Linked DNA regions of Homo sapiens: region 2 is linked to region 1. Evidence: read pairs that join two places in POLR2A ChIA-PET (ENCODE). Cell type or tissue: B cell. All regions are shown on one strand.

Region 1 (2,500 bases):
AAACAATAACACAGGTAAAATTAGCCAAGATACTAATTATGTAGTGCAAATGTGTAAAGGATATAGAATGATAAATGGCAAACGCAGAACATGTTGTGTCATATCTTGTAATCTCTCTGGCTACCGAGCCCAGGAACAAAGGGAGAATTGTGCTCTGTTTGTCTAACATGCTCCATATCACAAATTGGAAATCCTTCCTAATTAAGATATTGTTAAATGTCCTTTGTTAGCAGATTTTAACAATGTTAATTAGGAGGTTAGAGTGATCATTGTTCATCTAGCAAACAATTAGGGTGATTTGCACTGTAGCTTTTGAGAAACTTCTCAGCAAATCAGGAGTTTCCTCTCCACAGAGAGGGGAGCAGACCAGAGAAGGAAGAGGACAGGCAGGAGAATGGGCAATGTTTTGCCTAACATTTTTAGCTTACGGGCCAGGGTAAAGCATGAGGAATTGTTAGACATGGGCCTAGTAGCCATTGAGATATCAGTGTTGACCTTGACCTGGTGGCATCACTGTGTTTGCAGATGCGCTATTTATCCCCAGTTCAGGAAAGCCTGGTCAGAGAAAGTGTATGAAACAGCAGGAACCCCTCTCAGGAGCCTTCCAAGCTACACCTCCCCACCTAGCAAAAAACAAAGGGAAAATTTTGAGTCCCTTCAAGGGAAATTCCAGGCACCTAGCTAACCCTACAACCAGCAATTAAGGAAGTAAATGAATAACCTGCTAAGCAGGAAGATAATAGTAACTTAAACAATAGCCACCAAGTAAGCCAGAGTCACAAGATGTTTGCTTCCCTATAGAAACTAAAAGATATTATCTTGACGTATCCTTGAGCTATTTTTCAGAAACAGGAGCCCCACCAGATAGACAATGTTGACCACCGTCACATAGACCTCAGATAAGGGGGCACTGAGGACTGAACTCTAACTGATGTTCTTTGTTCTAAATTTCCTCCTGAGGTGCCTGGAGAAAGTCACACCCTCAGGCCAAAACTAAACATAGCTTTCTGCTAACCCCAAGTTTTTAGACAAAGCTTTGCTTCCTTAACCAATTGCAAATCAAAGAATCTCTGAATCCACCTCTGACCTGTAAGCCTCTGCTTCAAGATGTCCCCCTACGAAGGGCCAAACCAATGGGTAACTTCCTTGTTTTGGTTTACAATTCCTTGTATTGGCTGCATGCCTTCCTTGTCTTGGTTACGACTGCAACTATACATTTAATGCCTTTAAATGTCCATTTCAAAGTACATTTCAGGAAAGCAGAAGTTGCAATTGTAAAAACCCTTGCTTGTCATCCGTCTGGGAGTTTGAGTCCTAAGTGTTAGCTGCCCAGTTCTCCTTGCTTGGCACCCTGAAATACATGCCTCTCTTTCACTGCAAATACCAGTGGTGTTCGTTTTTGGCTTTTGGCTTTTTCTGTTCACTGAGTGGGTGACCCAAAGTTTGGTTCAGTAACACGCAGTTTTCAGGTTTCTTAATCGTCTGGTCAAGTGAGGGTATCTTCCTAAGGCAACAAAAACAATGCCACGCCAGCCATATTTCAACATTTTCTGAAGTTAGAATTTTATTATTTTTAGCAGCAGATGAGCCTGGGCTCCTTCTGCTATAGTCTCCAATCCCTGCCACTTCTATGCCCCCAACATACATCTGCATGATAAAAAACACTTGACAGTCTTTTTTCCTTTTCTTTCTTTCCTTTCCCGCTCCCCACGGCCTGATACTTGTAGAGGGATGTAAGGAGGGAGAGAAGGAAGGAAGGAGGAAGGAAGGAAGGAAGGAAGGAAGGAAGGAAGGAAGGAAGGAGGAAGGAAGGAAGGAAAAAGGAAAGGAAGAAGAGGAAGGAAGGAAGGAAGGAAGGAAGGAAGGAAGGAAGGAAGACAGGACTTTGCATTTTGCTACTTTGAAACTGGAAATACAAGAGCAAAGTATATTTTGAGAGGAGGACAGAACTGGCCATTTGAAAACTACCAGAGGACTTTAGTTGCTTTGAGAATCTCATTCTCTCTTGGCAAAGGTGCCCATGCAGAAGGAGGGCAGGCAACCCAGTGAGAAGAGGGATGGGATTGGAAATCGAATGCAAAGACTCTGAGTTCTATTCTGGGTTTCACCAATGATTTCTCATACAAACTCAGGAAGTCACTTAACTGAAAGTCACACCTGCTTGGAAATGGCACTAAGTTTCTAACCACACACACCCAACACTTGGGGAAAAAAAATCCTAATAGCTCTCGGCAGCTGCTGGGTGCCGGGCACTGTGCTAGGCGCTTTACATAAATTTAACCACAGCCAGCACTTAGCTTCAACACTGAGGGTCCTGAGGCCAATTTAAGTGGCTCTCAAGTCTCTTTTATCCTTGCGGGGCCCCATCTGCTGGGGGAATAAAAAGCCCTTTTATGTTCTACAACCTCACAGACCACCCACCCCAGCAGTTTGTGCTTTGTCACAAAAAACCCTCCATCTAATTAACAGGGCACAATTTTAATGAAATATTGAAGTAAAT
Region 2 (2,500 bases), 110 kb after region 1:
AGGCCCTAAAGGAAATAGCGTCACCATAAGCCAGACTGGAACCTTACCAAGGGTGCAGTCTGGAAAAAAAACCCAGATGCTGTGTCAGCTCAGCCACACCCAGCCACAGGAGAGCTGGAAAGGGAAAGATTACCTAGAGAGGTGGGGCAGCTTGGCGCTCTGCAGGGGAGAGAACCAACATCAGGCTTTGCGTTGACCTCAGTAAGAGCTTGTCCAACAAACAGGCCTTGAGTAAGGTGCACCCAGGTTGGAATGTGGGTCCATGACTCCTGATTGTGTGGCCTTGGCCAAAGAGTCTTGGCTCTCTGAGTCTCAATTTCCTCAAAAGTGACAAAAACAAACTTCAGAGAGTCACTGTGAGGATTTAATGAGACAATATGTGCACACACACACACACATGCCCCTAGGACAGTGCCTGACACATAGTAGGTGCTCAATAAATGTTAGTTCTTTTGTCACACCCTGCATCCTACTCATTCATTTGTGAAACCACTCGGAGCAGAGATCCCTGACAGAAAGACCTTCATTTATAGGATAAATGTACTAAGTTCAAGTCTGAATCCTACCCATCCATTTAGAAGCAAGAATAGAAATAGTAATTCCACAGGCCGCCCAGATGTGTGCATCCTTCCTTCCCAATGCATCACTGCTGGTTTTCCCCAGCATTCGCCAGTGCAGTGGAGACCAGAGTTTCAGAGCCTTCCACACTGTCCACTGAACAGCCCCACCCTTGCGCTCAGGCTTTCCTTTCCTATAGACCACCCTGTGAGAGTCTTGGTGAGCCCTGGTCTTCTTTCTGCGCATGGTGTGCCTCCTGTTACCCTCTTCATTCTCACCTCCCTCATCCCCCAATCCTCCCCTCCAGGTCCAGGCTCTTTTCACCTGCTAGGAAGCTGACCTCCTGTTGTCCACCACAGCTCCTCCCCCTTGGTGGAGCCCAAGCTCTCACTCTCCAGGGAATTCTCCATATTGACATTGCCCATCAGGGAGGTCTTGAAATTACATCTCATTTATGTTTCCAAGTGTACGCAGAGCCCATGACTGCCTTCCTTCCTTTCAATCTTTCCAAAATTAAAAAAAAAAAAATTATATATAAGCAGCACAAATCACCTAGCAAACCATGTTAGCAGGAATCTGCGATTCCTTTTTACTTAGACACTGCTGGTGTATAAGTGGATCCTTAGAAAAGGAGAAAGCTAGGGAGTGTCAGGAGGAAGAAGTTGCCCAATTCTCTGCACATGAGAACATCTAGAAAAAAGTAGAGTGGTAGAGTCCTTCTCCCCACACCTCTCCTCCAGCCTGTGAGCTTTGTCTCACTAAAGAAAAGGAGTGAGGGGTGAATAGGAAAGCTACCTTGGGAAGCCAGGGAAGGCAGGCCCCTCTGTCTCCACCCCAGGCACCTCACTTGAAGCCCTGAGGGAAATGAAGCTCTCTGTTTAAAGAAGCAGCATTTCCTCCACCTGCACCTCAGCTATCAGTGAGGGAAGAGAAGCAGCACAAAGAGTTGCAAATTCCCCTCGAGGTCAGGCAACCTCTAGCTTACACCGGGGCAGCTTCCTCAGCTCACTGCCATCCCCCTACAGCAAACCAGAAAATTGAGTGTCTCTCTTTGAGGCTGCCATGGTCCCTGCATGTGAATACACCCAATAGGAAGCCTATCCATTAATGTGAGATTGTGTCCTGTGACCTGGACATAAAATGGGAATGGTGGCATCATTCCAAAATGGCAGATTTGGCACGAGCCTTGGGCCTTGGTTCTGCCACCATTGTTATAATAGACAGAGGTGACATAGGACTGGGTCTCACCTCTTGGTGGATCAAAGGGTTTATTCTTCACTGCTGTTGGCCAAGGGCACATGGGAGTGTAATGGGCTAAATGGTGGCCCCCAATAAGATGTGTCCATGTCCTAAATCCCAGAACCTGCAAGGGTGACCTTATTTAGAAAAAGGGCTTTGCAGATATAATTAAGGATCTCGAGATAAGATCATCCTGGATTATCCAGGTGGGCCCTAAATCCAGTGATAAGTGTCCTTATAAGGGTCACAAAAAGAAGAGACTCATGGAGAAGAGGAGAGGCCATGTGAAAACAGAGGCAGAGATTGGAATGGTGCAGCCACAAGCCAAGAAATGCCTGGGGCCACCAGCAGCTGGAAGAGGCAAGGAAGGATCCTACCCTGGAGCCTTTGGAAGGAGCATGGCCCTGACAACACCTTGATTTTGGACCTCTGTCCTCTAGTACCACGAGACAATAAATTTCTTTACATTAAGTCCCTATGTTTGTGGTAGTTTGCTACAGTAATCCCAGGAAGTTAGCACAGGAGTAGGACAGATTTGTCCATCAGAGATTTGCCCATCAAGAGTCCTCTTTTTGCCTCCACAAACACCCCTTTCTTCTACCTCCTCTGCTCTGTACAGCTACACAGGTCCCCGAGTCTCCAATAGAACTGGAAGAATTGTGAGATACTTTGAGGTATGGTATGTTATTCAGTTCACTGCGTA

Evidence for each region. Peaks named below come from ENCODE experiments on the same cell type or tissue, not always from the same donor. Only the 100,000 strongest peaks of a DNase experiment are listed, where the experiment ranks them.
Region 2: POLR2A ChIA-PET joins it to region 1 with 10 read pairs; 3 of 35 experiments call an interaction of 5 or more read pairs at or near these places.

The regions. Positions count from the first base shown.
Region 1 is chr6:14,382,286-14,384,785 of GRCh38, reverse strand. No RefSeq gene overlaps it. Among named protein-coding and RNA genes, the nearest start is that of LINC01108, 98 kb to the right of the region's middle. In B cell, no CTCF peak of the experiment used is centred here; DNase peaks (open chromatin) are centred at 965, 1,175 and 2,139.
Region 2 is chr6:14,268,626-14,271,125 of GRCh38, reverse strand. No RefSeq gene overlaps it. Among named protein-coding and RNA genes, the nearest start is that of LINC01108, 16 kb to the left of the region's middle. RefSeq lists a cis regulatory region at 78-88 and enhancers at 11-155, 1-645. In B cell, no CTCF peak of the experiment used is centred here; a DNase peak (open chromatin) is centred at 1,495; H3K27ac peaks cover 1,635 bases.